2 separate regions of the Homo sapiens genome follow, and region 2 is linked to region 1. A link is a loop called in an ENCODE intact Hi-C map of the cell type or tissue named here. Cell type or tissue: PC-3. All regions are shown on one strand. Links, peaks and the distances in the headings refer to the core of each region. The heading gives the core; the rest is flanking DNA. Region 1 overlaps ZNF407 (zinc finger protein 407). Region 2 overlaps ZNF407 (zinc finger protein 407).

Evidence for each region. Hi-C counts contacts between places; a loop is a spot of excess contacts. Peaks named below come from ENCODE experiments on the same cell type or tissue, not always from the same donor. Only the 100,000 strongest peaks of a DNase experiment are listed, where the experiment ranks them.
Region 2: it touches region 1 in a loop (6-fold over the local background); 3 of 110 quality-filtered maps call a loop at or near these places.

What each region holds. Positions count from the first base shown.
Region 1 is chr18:74,802,552-74,812,502 of GRCh38, forward strand. All of the region lies in intron 4 of ZNF407 (zinc finger protein 407), which reads left to right. Among named protein-coding and RNA genes, the nearest start is that of ZNF407, 210 kb to the left of the region's middle. RefSeq lists enhancers at 3,394-4,593, 4,578-4,627. In PC-3, for the core only: no CTCF peak of the experiment used is centred there; a DNase peak (open chromatin) is centred at 4,360; H3K4me3 peaks cover 905 bases; H3K27ac peaks cover 2,176 bases.
Region 2 is chr18:74,742,103-74,752,053 of GRCh38, forward strand. All of the region lies in intron 3 of ZNF407 (zinc finger protein 407), which reads left to right. Among named protein-coding and RNA genes, the nearest start is that of ZNF407, 150 kb to the left of the region's middle. In PC-3, for the core only: no CTCF peak of the experiment used is centred there; a DNase peak (open chromatin) is centred at 4,069; H3K4me3 peaks cover 829 bases; H3K27ac peaks cover 2,327 bases.

The sequences.
Region 1 (9,951 bases), core at 985-8,984:
GAATAATTGTAAGATTTCAGAGAAATTTCTAATTTGCTTTGCTTCAGGTCAGTTCGAAAATTTTTCTCTTACTCTTCCTTTTTGTTAACAATTGTTTGACGGAAAATTTTGTGAAATATTCTAAGTGTTTGACAAATAGTGGATATCCAGTGGAAGAAAACAGTAACACTAAATATATTTAAATTGCATATTTTTATGTCGCTTAGTTTTAATGCATATGCATGTTTTATAGAGCTTTTGATGTTCCAGGGAAACTGTAATAATTAAGTTTGCAATACATTGTCAAGTTAAGATTAATGATAAATATGGTAGTCTGTTCTGACATTAAGCCAGCAATCAACCAACCAATAGTAGGAATGTGTTTTTTTGTTGTTGTTTTTTTCTTTTTTTTTAACTTTGCCAGTGTGTAGGAATTTCAGGGTATCTCAGGCCATATAGAATTCAAAAGTTATAAATTTGGAGTGGTTATAATGTTACCTTTCTTTTTTTAAATAATTATATTGAGACTCATTCTGACTGTTCCAGGGTGGTAGCTAATGAGAGCTAAGTCCAGCGTTACCACCCCCTTAGCCAGTTTTGTTACCTGTCAGAGTCAAAAGAAAGCCCTGTAACAGCCTTGTATTTCAGTGCTTCACTCAATCCTGAGCTAACTGGAGTGAGGGGAAGACCTGTTTGCTCCCGTGCTCTTGGGGAGATGGATTTGGGGCTGACATCAGCACTGTGGTGGTTGTGGGTTTGTTCTTCCTGGCACTTCGTCCCTAATGGGGATACCCCGTTGGTCCAGCCCTCTGGTTCATTGCAGTGCTAGTGCTGGTGCTGGTCCTGTCATCGATAGGGAGACCCTGGAAACTTCCTGTTTTCTGAGAAGAAGGACCTGGTTATCAATGGGCATCTAGAATGTGTCTGTGGGATTTTTCTCTATAAAGTACTGAAAGTGACAAAATTCATTTTGCATTGTTGAGAATGCATAGTGTTTATTTTTAGGAGAGGAATATTTTCTTCCTATATTTTAGCAATTTTAAGTTGATTTTCTGCAATGCATTATGTTATTTCTCTGATATCTTACTAAATTTTATTAAAGAATTCGAAAAGGCAGATTTTAAAGAATGGGTCAGTCTTACCAGAAAACATACAAGCTTATTCTGATTGCGCATGAAAGAGAAAGTTTAGTATTTCTAGTTTGGTCACATTTATATGTTTTACAAACCAGGGAAGCTGTGTTGTGTTACCTTGGGTCTGTGTGTCAGCTGTGAATGACAGAGATAATGTGGTTTTTATCAATATTAATACTTTCTGGAGCATGGTTTCAAAAAGGTCAGGAATGACGGAGCGAAAAATGTTCACGAGAATGCTTTACAACGTGCCTTGAAAACATGAAGCAATTTAACAAACTTGATTGTCCTTGGCTTCAGAGTAAAGGTTGCATATCGAAAGATCGGGACGTTGCCAGGAATACAGAACAACAGGAACGCGTCGAGTGCCTCTGAAGCCCAAAGTCTTTGTGAGCACTTTTCATAACTGATGGGACCTGCAGTGGGAGGATTGGCTGAGGACTTATTTTGGTTGAAGTTAGACATATTTCATTGTCTTTTTTTTTTTCCTTTTATCTGTGTACTTCTTTGCATACTTGAATTCATTTGTGTGATGTAAATCATCACACAAATGTAGGCTAGTCTAGTGATTTTCTGGAAGGAACTGTTATTTTAAAAATTGAGTACTCAGTTTTATAAAATTGTCATCATCAATGAGTTAAAAAAAAAAAAACCCTTAATGATTCAGGGTTTATTTAAAGCTGACTGTCCAATCAAAGTTTTTGTAAGCATGCCATGTGACAAATGCCTGGCATATTCAGTAAGGAACATATTAATTATTCTAATTAACACATGACTTCAGAGAAGTCTTTCGTTAATCAGCACATGGATCTTGGTTATTTGTACCCTTTTGGGAAAATTTCACACTCAGATGCAAAAATACCAGGCTAAATACATTGCTTTGTTTGTATGTGGAGAGGATATTCATCACAATGGTACTATACATCTAAGAAAACAGAAAGTAATTAAAATGCTGATTACTATAGCCAGTCTCTAAAACGTCTGATTATTTGTATTTCATATGTGCTCACATTTCTGAGAAGTTAGCTTTTGTACCACAACCTACCATGATTATCTGATATTCTCCGGAAGGTTAGCCGAGTTGTTTCCTATATTACTTAGGAAAAAATTTCTTTTCACAATTGAAAATGTCAGCATCAATTTAAAGTAACACTAAGCATGTGCTTGCTTTCTGAATATTATCCTCCTCCACCTCCTTCCAACCACCCTGCCGAGGATCTGGCTGTGACAGTTTGATTAGATCATCAATCCTCACTGTTAACAGCACTTTTCCTGAACACCTGGGCTGCCAGGTCACATCTGAATTCAGCTACCGTTGTTTCAGTGACCCGACGTGCATTCACCATAGCAATTGACATTATGTGCACAAATTAAAAGTTACCTTATAACAACAGTTTACTTTAAAAAATGACCTCTTTTTTCCCCCCATGTTGAAGTTCTGCTGTGTTATAGGAGGTGCATTTTTGTATGATGAAAGACTATTTTAGAACATAGTCACACACCTTGATGAAGGTGTTTCCTTTTTCTTTTTACTTGGGCTTTCATTTCAGAACTTCTATAATGAAAATAATCGTCTTTCATCTTACTCTTCTGCTATTTAAAAATCTTTGATTGCATTTTTAAGATTTGATTACATTTTGGATTTAAGCCTAAGTAAATAATTGAATTTCTCATATATTGCGGAAAATCTTTCTGCTTTCTGCTCCTAAATTCTCCAGTTGAACTGTCACAATAGTCTGATTTACACTTTTCTATTTATAGTTGTAGTGATAAAGATAAATACCTACTTACATTTTCAATGCAAATTGTCTAGTAGCAGACTGCAACATAAGCATACTGTTAAATCTAGCATTATCTGATTTTTTGATTCCATAATTATCTTTTGTTTTCCCCACAACTTTTTATTTTTATAATGGGAAGAGTAAAAATATAAGAATGTTATCAATACATTTATGATACTTTGGAGTAGAGACCTGACTTCTGTTAAACTGAACCAAAGTTTTCCTGTTGCTGTTTGATCATTGTTAGGTGGGAATGAACACCATCTGTTAAAGGGTCTCCACCTGGTATAGGTAGAGACAAGAGTCAGTATAAATTATATCTGCAATTTTAACTGGAACTGATTATAATGTTTTGAAGTCATTCATTGTTCATTGTTTTAAGACAGATTTGAGCATTGTGCAAGCAAATGAAGATGTTACGTTGTGTGAGAAAATTGAGATACTCCTACTTGACTTCTCGACTCGTCCTCTTTCATTCTTTGTTTAATGGAAGAGCTTATGGATGTATATTCTACAGACTTTACTATTTCCAATACATTTTTTTCCTAGTGATGTAACTCTTTTTGTTAAAAATTTTCTTGAGTTTTTAAATGATTTATCCTTATACACTAGAACTTGGGAAAATATCTTAAAATAATACTAAACGAGTAAGATTATACTTTGTAGAACTCCAAGCCATCACGTGTGCACTTAGGTTTCCTGCCAAATCTGGAGCAGTGGCTGGATGGCGCAGGGCCTGCTGTGACTGCAGGCCCACACCTTGGCTAGGCCGCGCCCCTTACTTAGGATTACTTAGGTTTTCCTTAGTATGGCTAATGTTGATTGTCTTTATCTTATCTCAGAAAGTCTGTGGCAGTTGTAAACTCTCAAGCTTTTGACAGTGGCACAGTGTGATATGTTGGGAAGTTGATTCACCTGTCAACCTGGTTGTAATTCACCAATCTCTGCTTTAGCCTATGCCAATGGGGGGTTGTAGGAGGAAGGCGAGAGCCAGGGGTGGAGGACCTGAGTTCCAGTTGGTCCCTAAGTAGCTTTATTTCCATGGACATAGCTTTTTGACTCTCAGAGCCTTAGTTTCATTTTCTGGAAAGCAGATATGATAAGATGTGGACTGTTGTGAGGATCAAACAAGATGATAAATGAAAATACTGTAAGGGAAATAAAATGACAACATGTCATAGTGGATAAAGCTCTAGCAGAGGATGATTAAGATCCAGTACCTGAGTTTAAATCCTGTCACCTCCATTTTATTAACTGATGCAATTTGTCCGAGTTACTTAACCTCTGAAACTCCGTTTATTCAACTAAAAATATAAGGAATAATACTCCCTTTAGAAAATTCTCATAAGGAGTAAATAGAGTGAGACTGAGTAAGTGTCCCAGCAGAGTGCTTGACATGTAGAAGCTATTCTAGGACTATGAGTCACCTTTACCTCACACCTATGATTAATTTAGCAAAAATTTTCTCAGGCATGGCATGGTTTTAGGTTCTAAGAATGGAGTGGTGAGCAAAATAAACACTTCTTACCCATAGAGCTTACATTGTTATGGCAGAACTGGAAAGTAAGTGAAGAAGCACATAAATAATTTCAGAAAGCAGTAGATGCCATGGAGATAATAACGGGAAGCAACAGGTGATTGTAGATAGATTGTTTACAGTAGGCACCTCTGAAGCCTTTTTAAGGCTTTTCGGGCAAATTAGCCTGCATTATTTGCAAGAAGTAATGCAAAGAGAGTCCCTGTATTCTGAGGCTGAGTAGGAACGTGAATGATGAGAAAGGCAGCATTAAAGAGTATTCTAGGTGGAGGGAACAGAAAGTACAGTGAAACTGAATTAGGAACTGAAAGTGTTGGGCTGCATGTGCTGAAGGAGGGTCCTGTGGCTGTAACACACATACAGGCCAGCTTGTAAAGAGACATGAGCAGGGTCCCGAGAGTCATGGAGGTAGTCTTCGTTGTGCATGGATATTCATGGGAAGGTTTTCACAGGGCAAGCAAGACTTTGAACAGTCACACTAGTTATGCTATAGTATGGTGCTCAAGTTCCCCTATGATAGTATTTCAAACTTCTGTATCCCCTGCCCCAGTTGTTGGCAACTGAGTATTTTCATCCTAAGTACAGAAGTTGGACAGGATATAATTTCAAGTGTAGAATAAAAATTGACATAGTAAAGTAATATTTGTACCACTTTAAAATGTATCCAATAGAATGTTAACACCATGATGATTTGATTCCCACCGTCCATTCATTTAAAAGTACATGAATAAGTTCTTTAACTGTCAGAAAATTTGTTTTTCTTCTTGAACTCACATCCCTTATTTCCCCCACAGATTTTATTGTATTTGTATGTGGACATATTTTAATGATCATCTTATCATTTCTGGGTATCAGTACATACTCACGGACACATACATTGATGTAAGGTTTTTTTAATTGTTTTATTTTTAAAAAATAAAAGATGAGGTCTTACTATGTTTAGCCTAGGCTGGTCTTGATCTCCTGGGCTCAAGCGATCCCCCACCTCAGCTTCTCAAAGAGCTGGGATTACAGGAGTATGCCACAGCACCTCACATTTTTTTTTTTTTGAGACAGAGTTTCACTCTTGTTGCTCAGGCTGGAGTTCGATGGCGCGATCTCGGCACACCGCAACTTCCGCCTCCGAGGTTCAGATGATTCTCCTACCTCAGTCTCCCGAGTAGCTGGGATTACATACATGTGCCACCACGCTTGGCTAATTTTGTATTTTTAGTAGAGACAGGGGTTTCTCCATGTTGATCAGGCTGGTCTCGAACTCCTGACCTCAGGTGATCCACCGGCCTTGGCCTCCCAAAGTGCTGGGATTATAGGTGTGAGCCACCACGCCCGGCCAGCACTTAGCATTTTTTATATTTTAGTATCTTTGCTCATAAAGCTCTAAGTGTTAAAAATGTGTAGAAAGGATTATTGTAATTACTATTAAAACGATTGAAACAACAAAGTCTATAAAGAGTTTGATAATTATTAAGCATAAAATGTATAATGGTATTGGAATTGAATGACTTACTGAGACTTTAAAATTTTTAAATTTCAATTTTTGTGTCTATGGATGAAATTTATTGCTAGAATAAGGGAAAGTCTAATGGAAAATAATGGTAAATGTAAATGTTACTGAGATACTATAATTGTGGGGCTTACAAATAGAGTTCTAATGATTATTAGCTATATTGCTTAAACAGTACATATGCTCACCTATTGTATATGTTGTTATGATAGGATCAATTACATTTTTTTTAAAGTTAATCTAATTCTAATGAGTACATGGTAAGAATGAATAAATAGAGAAGTGCTTGTGCTTGTTGAGTGTCATCACTTTGATAGACATGGGCATTTAGTCAAAGGATAGTACCCAATAAAAAAGCTAATGGTAATGTTCCTCTTTGAAGAAAATAAAAATATTAAATTATATCAGAGACATGTTTCTTTTACTGATGTAATATTGGTCTGTGGGGAATAAATGTAGAATTTTTCACCTCCTCCTCCTCCAAATCATAAACAATGTGGAGCTAACACAGACCGAACCGTGGGTAAATAAGAGTGCTCTTTTTCTTACCTCGCATAGTAAAACTGCAGATAGGGTATGATTTATAACAAGTTATTTCCCAGGATTCTTTTACGAAAAAAAACAGCAAAACGTCAGGTAATCCCACTCTTAGATCCGGCATGCATCTTCGCCATGCAATTTTATGCAAAAGTGAAATGAAATTCTGCTCTCTTTAATATTTCTTTCCTCCTCTTCTTTTACACTGCTCTCATTTAGAAGTGATATCTTTGGTTGATAATTGTTCGGGATTCACAAGGCAAAAAATTGTTAAGCAAAAGTTATTGTCACTCTCAGCATCCCATTTGCAGTATACCTGAATTTAGAACATCTGAATTTGGGCCAAGTGCCCTATGCCTAATGTCATGCTTTCTCTTTATAGAAATATGTACAAACTAGGAAAGTGCATAGTGAAATCTCTAGGTTTCAGTTTATGGCTCCTTGATTTTAAGAAGGTTTTTCTTATAATGATGGTTTCTTTGGTGTCCCAGTGGTTTTTTCCACTTTGGAGCAAGGTAGATGATGGGCAAGAAGAATGCCTTTCTTCTGTTAAGTGAGGAAAAGGCAGTTGTGAGTTAAATAGGTGGTTAAGAAGAACTGGCGTATGGTTATACTTCAAGAGCTTTCTTAGGCTTATCGATAATACAAAAGATTATTAATGGAGTCTAGATCAGGAATTGGTAATTTTAAACAGTTCTTGCTTATGTACCCTTTGCACATACATACAAAGTCTCCATGTACCATTAGAGTGTATGGAGGTCTAAGCTGGAAGGTCGTAGCATGGAGAAGGAGTGAAAGGAATTAGTTCAAGTGAGAGATGACTGTAGTTAGCACCACAGTAATGGGAGTGGTCAGATTGGTGATAAATGTTGAAGGCAGAGCTGATGGCACTTGCTGAAGGATGGATTGTATGTGAGATGTAAATGAAAGAGGAATTATGTGGATGTGATGGTGCCTTTAACTGAGATGCAAAAGACTGTGAGAGGAACTCATTTTGAGCAGTCTTTGCTAATCAATAGATAGGTTTGAAGTAGTTTCAGACATTCAAGTGGCGATGCTGAACTGGAAGTTGTATGTGTAATTGTAGAAGTGAAGGTAGAGGCCAGGTGTGAAGGTAGAGCCCTCCACTGGGATCAGAAGCACTGAAACTAGTGGGAAAGGGAGAGAGAGATGAGGACCAACCTTTTGGAGCTCATTTAGTGGTCAAGAAGATGAAGTGGATGCTGCGGTGGACTGGAGAAGGCAAGTTGTTAAGGAAGGCAGTTTGTGTGGATATTTTAAATCTGAGTGCCAAAAGTTTTAGATTTAAGCGTCAAAGGTGATGCACCTTTGCTTTTTTTTTTTTTAAATCAGTAATCTCACCACTTGATGTACTGAATGATCATGTAGGATTCTGCTGTGAAATTCATGTGCATTTTAAAGCTGAGTGGCCTTATACAGTCATATCCTGTTCTTGGTCTTAAACTGTTAGAGAAAAGAATAAATAATGTGATTTGATAAAATACTCTGTTTCCACTCAAGTAATTGGTCAGATCAGGCATGATAACACTTTTATTTATTCCTAGTGGTTTTCATTTTAACTTTTTAAACTTCTGGTATTCTCTGTTCTCTAGTTTTGAGAGTCCTTTTGTTTGTTGCCTCATAGTTAGTTTTTAAATTTCAGAAATATCGCCGCATATCTACAACTATCTGATCTTTGACAAACCTGAGAAAAATAAGCAATGGGGAAAGGATTCCCTATTTAATAAATGGTGCTGGGAAAACTGGCTAGCCATATGTAGAAAGCTGAAACTGGATCCCTTCCTTACACCTTATATAAAAATTAATTCAAGATGGATTAAAGACTTAAACGTTAGACCTAAAACCATAAAAACCCTAGAAGAAAACCTAGGCATTGCCATTCAGGACATAGGCATGGGCAAGGACTTCATGTCTAAAACACCAAAAGCAATGGCCAAAAACAAAACAAAACACCAAAAACAAAAGCCAAAATTGACAAATGGGATCTAATTAAACTAAAGAGCTTCTGTACAGCAAAAGAAACTACCATCAGAGTGAACAGGCAACCTACAAAATGGGAGAAAATTTTCGCAACCTACTCATCTGACAAAGGGCTAATATCCAGAATCTACAATGAACTCTAACAAATTTACAAGAAAAAAACAAACAACCCCATCAAAAAGTGGGCGAAGGACATAAGCAGACACTTCTCAAAAGAAGACATTTATGCAGCCAAAAAACACATGAAAAAATGCTCACCATCACTGGCCATCAGAGAAATGCAAATCAAAACCACAATGAGATACCATCTCACACCAGTTAGAATGGCAATCATTAAAAAGTCAGGAAACAAAGGTGCTGGAGAGGATGTGGAGAAATAGGAACACTTTTACACTGTTGATGGGACTGTAAACTAGTTCAACCATTGTGGAAGTCAGTGTGGCTATTCCTCAGGTATCTAGTACTAGAAATACCATTTGACCCAGCCATCCCATTACTGGGTATATACCCAAAGGACTCTAAATCATGCTTCTATAAAGACACATGCACACGTATGTTTATTGCGGCACTATTCACAATAGCAAAGACTTGGAACCAACCCAAATGTCCAACAATGATAGACTGGATTAAGAAAATGTGGCACATATACACCATGGAATACTATGCAGCCATAAAAAATGATGAGTTCATGTCCTTTGTAGGGACATGGATGAAATTGGAAATCATCATTCTCAGTAAACTATTGCAAGAGCAAAAAACCAAACACCGCATATTCTCACTCATAGGTGGTAACTGAACAATGAGAACACATGGACACAGGAAGGGGAACATCACACTCTGAGGGCTGTTGTGGGGTAAGGGGAAGGGGGAGGGGGGAGGGATAGCATTAGGAGATATACCTAATGCTAAATGACGAGTTAATGGGTGCAGCACACCAGCATGGCACATGTATACATATGTAACTAACCTGCACATTGTGCACATGTACCCTAAAACTTAAGTATAAAAATAAAAAAAAATAAATAAATTTCATTGAACTTAATCTTTGCCTATTACTCTGTTAACTTTGTTTTAGGAAGCCTTTATCCTTTTGCCATTGTCTTTGCATGAAGTAGCATGGCAGACTCTCTGAGAGCTGTTTCAGAAAGCTCTGGATTTGTGTCTTCGCTTTTCCACTTAGGATTTGTGAGATGTCTGGCAGTAGCTTAGAATTTTTGTGTGTGAAAGGAAATAATATTTATTTGAGAAGGTTGTGAAATGTAAATGAGATACACATTTTATAATACATAGCACACAAACTACTTAGCAAATTGCTTACAATGACTTCTTTACTCTGTTTCACATATACTACCTTCAATGTAATCCCCCTCTACACCCAGAGAAAACAGCCAGAATTTGGTTTTCCCATATTATTGTTTATTTTTTTCTAGATAACCTATAATTCCTTTGAAGGTAACATCTCTTTTTTCCACCACTTCT
Region 2 (9,951 bases), core at 1,024-9,023, 60 kb before region 1:
AAGCATTGCTTTTCATTCTTTACCCTCCTACTCTCTATAGTTTTGGCAGAGAAGGAAGATGGAAGACTTGAAATAGGTAAAGAGAAGTGAAAATATTCTCACAGAACATGCTTTTAATGAAGGAACTATTACATAAGGGAGTCTTGTCTTTCCCTCTTCCTGTAACATTTAAGAGGACATACTTTCTTAAATGTATAAAGAGAATACCGCTTAGAAATTAACAATCTGGAAGAACTATGAAATACTTGTTCTTCTTAAATGTCCAGTGAAGAGTAATTTAATGAGAGATGAGGCCAGTAACTTAATGAGGTTAAGACACATGACGTTGCTGACTTCAGTTGCTTTTTTTCTGTAAGAACTGCAGTTTTATTTGGTTCAAACTAATATTTTTCAGAGATAGTTTGAATCATGCTTTGTTCTTTTTTGAATATTTGTTGATTGAGTACTCAACTCTACCCTTTAAAGTTTTTTATGTAAAGTCATGATTGGATAATGAAAATTATCTTTTTTAGATTACATCATTTTAGGAAGAGTGATAGAGTATTTTTTAGAAATTTGTTTGTTCGTTTTGCTTACTTGTAGAATGTAGCTGCAGTAGCTCAAAGTATCCATTTGCTCACATTTTTCTCCTGTGTACTCCAAGAGCAGTGATGCATCATTCCTGTCATCCAGGCCTCTTGTCTGCTTAGTCCCTGTTTCTAGCTCATAAATTCTGTGGTCTGGCTAAAAAACAATGTGGTTACCTTGTGCATAGGAGGTCTTGAATGTATATTCAGTTAATGGCTGAACTGGTATAATTATGGGTCTTAAGGCCAATTAGGATACTTTTTTTAATAGTCCAGCAATAGATAGGGAAACCCTTAGGTAATGAACCAGCAAAGGCGGTGGATGGATGGAAGATGATAGATTCAGGGGTGTGAGGAGGCAGAACTTGACGGCTGAATAATGCAAGCGTTGATGGAATTGGAGGAGTGAAGATTTGCTTTACATTTGTAGTGTGGCTGACTAGCCAGTGGCTGACTAGTGTTCTGTTAACCAAAATAGAGAACGCTGGAGAAGAAGCAAGTTACAGGGGTTAGGGATTACAATGTGGGAGGGAAGGTGACACATTTGGTTTAGTTGTGTTGAATTTTAAATGACCACAAGATACTCAAAATATATATTTTAACAAGGCAATAGCACCAATTTTCTCTTCTCTTTGATACTGAACTCGGAAGGGGATTGATGTGGTTGGTCAGGATTTATCTTGTCTTGTCAGATCTGTGTGTGTGTGTGTGTATTTTCATGTACACAAGATGTCTCGATTCTTGCTTAATGGTTTGGTTCTTTAGTTGTAAGATAATATGATGGTAATGTCTAACTTTCATATTTATAAAATAGGAGATTCTGAGAGTTTTAAAATTACTAAATCAGATAAGGACCACTGTAAAGTTGTATTTGAAATATATAATATTCCTTTTTTAGGACAGGTAGTGATAAAATCCTAATGAGTTGTCATGTTTTAAGATCTGTGAAGTTCCCTAATTGGTATTCATACAGGTATTTTTAATGGAAATAACTTCTTGCAATCTAAAATGTTGTGAAAGAAACTTTACTATATTCCTTCTGCCATTATCTCTAGAACATTTTCTTTTCTTAGATATGTTGTGTCTGTTGCTTCTAAAAGAATAGGTATATTGTGATTTATTAAAGGCTTCCTGCTTATAAGACATACTTTTTAAAATATTTGAACATTTTTGAAATTGTGATGTGTTTTAGAGTTAATTGGTACATTAATTTGTTTTTTCTTTTAAAACTTTTAGAAAAGCTTTTATTAAATCAATTAACTGCCTCAAAATGGATGGTCTCTTAGAATAACATAAATACTGTATGTTAAATTATTATAATGTACTACATAAGACATTCATTGTTCTCATGGGACCTTTTGATTAGTTGATTCCAATTTTGGCTCTCAAGTTATTTCTTATATAGGAATTTAGTGTTTGAACTTCGGCCTCAAACACTGATTTTTGTGACCTGCAGGCAATACATTGAGAATTTATTAATGAACTTATTATTCCTCCAGAAATTTTCTCTTTATGTGTCATCTACTTCGCTGTTATGTTCTGAATTCTTTGACAAGTGGGGCACCTCCCCAAGATTTGGATACCTTCTTCATGTCCCTGTTTCCAGTGCTCTGTCATGAAGGGACGTCCTCTGATGCCAGGGAGTGGATTGATGGCTTATGACCTTTGACCTGACTCATGGCCTAGTCAACTTTTCTTTGTGCTAGCCTGGGTTTGCTTTGTGCTTGGATGGTTATCCACTTCTGTAGTCAATAGCTAATTTGGATAGTTTTTCATTTTTATTTTTAAAGCAACATTAGAGTGTTGGCAGAGATATCAATAGTTTTATATTTTAAAACTATTATAGTTTAATTTTTAAATAAAGGAAACACATTTTTGTTGGTTTTAGACTTAGGAGTGATTTTAGTAGGGGAGAAAACAAGTTTGTGGACAGGACCAAAATACTTGGAAGTTGATGGATTTAGCACATAGATTTTTGCTGCAAAAGAAACAAAGCATTGGGGGATTGTTTTCAACAGTCACAAAAAATTGGAAACAACTCAAATGTTCATTGACTGCCACAATGTGATACCATTTTTGAAAAGCTCAAAAACAAACCACACTAGGCAATGTATTAGTGTGTAATACATTACTAATGTACTAAGCAGTGTATTAGTGTGAAATGCTGAATAATATCATTATTTCCTACTTGATTTTATAGCTTTACCATGGATGGACTGGTAGTTTTAATTTTTAAATAAGGGAAACTCCTTGATTTTATAGCTTTACCATATATAGCTTTACCATGTCCATCCATGGTAAATCTGTAAAATCGAGTAGGGAATAATGATATTACTCAGCATTTCTTAGAGAATAGGCAATGAGATGAGAGAAGGAAGGGACACAACACGTATCGTAGTGCATTCAGACTCACCTGAAAGTCACATCTGTTCTCAGTTGGGTGGGAAATACCATGTAATGAAAACATTCTTAAGATCAGTTTTAAAAAGGCAACTTAATAATTGGTTATCTTGTGGAGAATCATAAATGTACACCTAGGATATGAATTAAAAAGTTCCTAGGATTGTATGGATATTTATGTATTTCTTGGTATTTAAAAGTTATTTAGGAAGAGTTATTTAAAAAAGTTTTATGGAAAGTAAGTCATTAGATGGAAGTTGTCTAACTTGGACAAAAAGGGCTAAATATTGCTAATTTCTTCAGAGGCAAAAAAAAAAATATTCTCAATCTCACCTGACAAATGTGAAGATCAGATGTGAAGGATTTGGAAAATACTGTAAATTTAGATGCTGTTAAAGCATAAAGTTTATTTTCCTCATCCTTTCTATTCTTGCCTTCTTTATAAAATGTAATCATTTGGTATTGTGGTTCCACAGAGTTTCAGCTTTGCTTGAAACTATCTTCTTGCCTTTGCCTATGTGTTTGATTTTAGTAATTGAACTTACGTATTTGTTTTATGTTAGTTGCTTTAACATACTTTCTCCATCAATTTTGGGAAAACAGAACAAAATGCTGCAGGTGGTGAGGATATATGAGGAATATCAATATGTATAAGTACGCATTTAGAGTAGCTGAGAGTCTAGTTTTGCCTCATTTAGGAAACCGGTCTTATGGTTATTCATCAGTCTGGATGTCTGTTGTAGCGTCTAACTCCAGCTCTGCCAAGGATCCTGCCTCATACGAGGAGTCTGTATTCATTTGCTCACTCTGTCTGTGTATAGCAGCCTGGGATTTCTTGCATATCTCTTCTTTATTAGTTGGTTTATCACTCCAACTTAAATACAGTCATGTGCTGATAAATGATGGGGATATGTTCTGAGAAATGAGTTAGGCGATTTTGTTACTGTGCAAACATCATGGAGTGTATTTACATGAACTAGATGATAGAGCCTACCACACACCTAGGCTAGATGGTATGGCCTATTGCTCCTAGGCTGCAAACCTGTCCAGCATGCGACTGTACTGAGTGCTGTGCGAGTGTACCTAAACATAGAATGGTACAGTAAGAGTACAGTACGAAAGATAAAAAGGGGTGCAGTTGTATCTGTGCAGGGCACTGAATTGTGAATGGAGCTTGCAGGACCGGGAGTGGCTCTGGATGAGTGAGTGGTGAGTAATCGTGGAGGCCTAGGACATTACTGTACACTACTGTAGATTTTATCAACACTGTTCACTTAGGCTACACTAAATTCAATTTAAAATTTTTTCTTTTTTAATAAACTGTATCTTACTGCAAGTTTTTCACTTTATGAACTATTTTTTAAAGTTTTTGACTCCTTTTTGATAACATTTTGCTTAAAACACAAATATTCCATAGCTGTTCAAATGTATTTTCTTATATCCATATAAGAATGAGAATATTCTTATTTTTTCTATCCTAAATTATTTTATTGTTTTACTTTTAAAACTTTTTTGTTAAAAACTGTGACACAAACACATTAGCTTAGGCCTACACAGGGTAAGGATGATCAGTATCCCCATCTTCCATCTCTGTATCTTGTCTCAGTGGAAGGTCTTCAGGTGCGATAACAGTTGTGGAACTGTCATCTGCTATGATAACAATTCCTTCTTCTGGAAGGCTTTCTGAAGGACCTGCCTGAAGCTGTTTTACACTTAACTTAAAAAAAAAAACGATAAGTAAAAGGAGTACACTCTAAAGTAATGACAAAAAGTATTATATAGTAAATTTATAAGCCGGTAACATAGTTGTTTACTATCATTATCAGTTACATACTGTTAATAATTAGTTATGATATACCTTTATATGTTTGACAGCAAAGCTTTATTTATAGCAGCATCACCACAAACGAATAATGCACTGCACTGAGATGTTTGGATGGCTATGAGGTCATTAGTCAACAGGAATTTTTCAACTTCATTATAATCTTACGGGACCATTGTCATATATGTGGTTAATCACTGATTAAAACATTACATGGTATGTGACCATATGTAATATTTTTCTTGCTCACATTCGTTTCTAGTTTTTTTTTCATTTAATTATGTAACTATTTCCTCACTTTCTCTTTTTATTTCTTGTTGCAAAGGAACATATCATTAACAATTAAGTATTTACCTGCTTAAACAGAAAACAGAACCGTGATTTCAATAAAAATACCTTGCATCCAGTCATTTCCGGAAGGGAATTACATGGTATTCATAATGCGTAATACATTTATTATGATTTGTAGAATATATGCTGAGAAAAGGAGAATGTGTGAATTGTGAAAAATTATTTCCTCATAATGACTTGACTTGGTTGATTTATGGTTAAATGTCATTTAGTACAACCATTGAGAGGCTTTCCTGGATTTTTTTTTTTTAAGACAAGATTTCACAAACTTTAAGTTTGGCATGTTATTAAATAACTGAAGAAAAATCTAAGCTCAGCAGAATTTCAAACCACTGATTCTGTGTTACATACATGGATTGTGTGTATGTGTGTGTGTATGTCATCTTTGAATATTACCATCATTGCTATTATTTGCCAATACTGTCTAGGGTTCAGAACAAGTGCTGTTTTTGGTACCATTTTGCTGACGTTCAGCACAAGTTTAGCTGCATTAGTAAAGCTCATATTATCCTATCTCTTAGTTAAAATGTCAATATTTTGAAGAATTTTCATTATGAATATAATTTTCTGAGTGAAACCATGCAATGTATAACACATATACTTTGAGGAGAAAGTAACAAGATAAATCACTTCATACATTTATATACACGTATGTTTTTGGGTAGAATTTTAAAATGAATCTAAGTGAAGTTTAATGGTTTGTAACATTGAAGAATTTGTCAAGAATTATCAACTACAGTTCTACATAGGAAATAGTTAAATGTTCTAGTTTTTAGGATTATAAAAGCTGTCAGGCATTAGAAAATTAAAATGTTGCTTGGTGATTTTTAGAATATTTAAAAAATGTGCTTAGTATGTTTGTAAATATGGGGATATGTTCAACTATTTTAATGCTATAAAGTTTCTTTTCCCAGGTTAAGCTCTTGTGATTAGGCATGACTCAGGGCTTGCAAATAATAAAAATTATGATCAATAATTTTCACACAGCAAGTTTTCAGAGATGATAAAGTTTTTCAGTGTTGCTGACATTTAAAAATTCTTTCTTTTTTTTTTTTTTGTCCTCTGCAATAAGTAGTCAAATTCTTGAGGACTCCTAATATATATCTGGACAACACTGATCAGAAAAAGCTTGGGTTTTACTATTGAGAACATGATTATTCAAATAGCCTTTCTACCACCAAAATTACACATTACAGGTTTAATTTAAAATTAGCTGACATATCATTGCTGCACATTTTTATTTGAAAACATTAAAAGACAACTTACAAAGTTTTAATTTAAAATTGTTTATTAATACAAATAAGATTTTGTTTCTGCTTCAGTTTTATCCCTTTTGACTTTAAAAGCCAAAGGGAAAAATTTCTTCCAATCACTTTCAATCTATAGAAAATGAAAAGAATTTTAATTTTATGGCCATAATCATAAACAGTACATTAGGTTTTGTATAATAACATGTACCATTAAAAGACTTCATTATGGCAGTATCCTATGATCTTCACATCAAAATGAGGAGGAAAGAACATTATTAAGTATGGGAATTTCATGGCAGTTTTACCTGTTGTGGACCCTGTTATGTCAAAAATATAGTGCAGTGACTTCTGAACTAGCTGACAGACACGAAAGCCGTTGTGTCACTGTGTGTTATCACCTCCTGTAACTGAAAGTGCTCCCAGAAGCCAGTTTGTGTTGTGGAGTTCTAGATGAGGTCTTCATGGGTGCTGACCATAAAAAGTTCATCAAAGTAATGAGGCGAAGAGAGCGCTTGGTGCTCATGGGCAGAGCTCAGCACCAAGGAGTGTGAACTGGCTCCAGCTGTGACAATAAAACAGCAGGTGGCTGCTGTCATTAGGGGTGGCAGATGAGGCAGGGGACTAACATTCAGCCCACAAAACTCTCATTTGTTAGCCATTGCCACTGTACCATGCAAAATAGCTTCCATCTCAGTCAATTTTCCTTTGCAGAATATTATACACAGCCATAGGAATATGAGAGCATCGCGTGTACAGGTCTCCTCTCTGCTGTCCTCCCCTCTCCTCTCATCGTGGCTCCTCTGCTCTGCCCTTTCCTTACCTTATATTTTCTTCACATCCCCCAGCCTTCTTGCTGGAAAACACTACTTCATCAACGATGTTGGGTATGGCCTGTATCAATTCCAGTAAGGTATTGGAATTTTAGAAATTAATGGTGCCCATTTTGCCCTCATGCTGCAATTATTACTTAGACTTAGATGTTGTTTTAACTATGTAGATGATCATAAAACCTAACTGAGATACCGTTTTTTAAGAATCCATACTGTCTTTGTTATCTGTTGTGAAGAATTTAAAACTGCAGTGAAAGAAAAAGAGGAATGCAGCAGAGATGTCAGAAAAAAATTCCTGTATTTATTGTTTGAGATGCCTTACCACAAATTTCAGAATTTATTGGCTCCCGAATCATTCTAGTTTGGAAGTAAAGGATAGTTTTTAAAAATAATATATGTGTCTGTGAACATTTTAGTATACTGTTATTTTTGAAAGTACAACAGTAGGTCAAGTCTTAACATCTTATTTGGGGAATAAAACTCCAAATAATAGAAAGCTTTGTATTCCATTTAATACAGGAGGCAAAGGAAATTAAAGAAGTATGATAAGTTATTGGAGATGTATCTTATTGGAAACTATAAAAATTAGAAGAGTGTGAAATTGTCATTCTTTTTTGGAACTTTTCTAAGGCAGAAGAGAGGCCTAAATTCACTGGACAAAGTATGAGGTTGGTGCAAGGGTCACAGTTTTGTCCATGAAAGTCCTTTCCAGCCTCATTTTCACCCAAATCCGTGCTATAGCCTTGGCACATATGTAAGCTTCTCAGACTGGTTTACATTTTCTCACACTTTTCTTCTCTTCCAGGAATATCATCCTTCTCATGGAAATCCTAGTTATCTGTACATTTTACTTCTTCTTTGAGAGTATCCTGAATTCTTTTAGGCATTACTATATCTTACCTACATTATCATCTTGTGGTATTTTTTGCCTACCAACATAAGATGCAAAATTGTTTAACAGTTAATTGCTTTTGTCGCTCATTTTACTGATATGTGAACTTTAAAATAAAACCTAAATGAGTGGTGCAGTATGTTCTTTTTCAGCTGAGGGAAAGTCATTTACTTTTTAACTTGATTCATATGTAAATCATCAGCTTTTCTTTTCTATAGATTTATTCTGGACAGTTCATATGAATGTGATTATACAATATGTGGCCTTTTGTGTCCAAATTTATTCAACTGGCATGTTTTCATGATTCATTCATGTCATAGCATGCATCAGTGCTTCCTTCTTGTGGCCAACTAATACTGCATTGTGTGGACCCAGCACCGTTTGGTATTCACCCGTTCATCATTTCATGGTCATCAGGATGATTTTCACTTTTTAGATATTATGACTAACGGTGCTGTGAACGTTTCTGCACAGATTTTTGAGTGGACATAAATTTTCAGTTTTCTCGGGTATATAGGAGTAGAATTGCTGGATCTTGTGCTAACTATATGTTTAACTTTGTGAGAAGCCATCAAATGTTTCTTGCTAGCAGTGTATGAATTTTTGAATTTCTCTGTATCCTCAACAAGACTTGTTGTTTGTCTTTTTGATTATAGCTCACCTGATGTGTTTGAAGTGATATATCATTGACGTTTTGATTTCAATTTTCCTGAAGAGTAATGCTCTTGAGCAACTTTTTATGTGCTTTATATTGCCTATTTTATATATTTTATGGGGAAATATCTATTCAGATCCCTTGCCCGTTTTTACTTTGTATTGTCTTTTTATTGAGTTTTCTGAAATTTTTATTCTGGATATTGTCTTTTTAATTTATTGATTGTGTCCTTTGAAGCACAAACTTCTTTAATTTTCATGAATTTCAATTTACTCTTTTGTCATTTGTGCTTTGGTGTTATATCTAAAACCATTGCCTAATTTAAGATCCCAAAGATGTATTCCTCTAAGATTTTATAGCTTTTTACCCCTTACATTGGGATTTTTGAATCACTTTGAATTACTTTTTGGATATATCATTAGGAAGGAGTTCATTTTATTCTTTTCTAATGTGGCTACGCACGTCTCAATACCATTTGTTGAAAAGTCTATTCTTTTTTTTAAAATTTATTTATTTTATTATACTTTAAGTTCTAGGGTACATGTGCACAATGTGCAGGTTTGTTACATATGTATACATGTGCCATGTTGGTGTGCTGCACCCATTAACTCGTCATTTACATTAGGTATATCTTCTAATGCTATCCCTCTCCCCTCCCCCCACCACACGACAGGCCCCCATGTGTGATGTTCCCCACCCTGTGTCCAAGTGTTCTCATTGTTCAATTCCCACCTATGAGTGAGAACATGCAGTGTTTGGTTTTCTGTCCTTGCAATAGTTTGCTCAAAATGATGGTTTCCAGCTTCATCCATGTCCCTACAAAGGACATGAACTCATCCTTTTTATGGCCGCGTAGTATTCCATGGTATGTATGTGCCACATTTTCTTAATCCAGTCTATCATTGATGGACATCTGGGTTAGTACCAAGTCTTTGCTATTGTGAATAGTGCCGCAGTAGACATACATGTGCGTGTGTCTTTATAGCAAGCTGATTTATAATCCTTTGGGGATATACCCAGTAATGGGATGGCTGGGTCAAATGGTATTTCTAGTTCTAGATCCCTGAGGAATCACCACACTGACTTCCACAATGGTTGAAGTAGTTTACAGTCCCACCAACAGTGTAAAAGTGTTCCTATTTCTCCATATCCTCTCCAGCACCTGTTGTTGCCTGACTTTTTAAA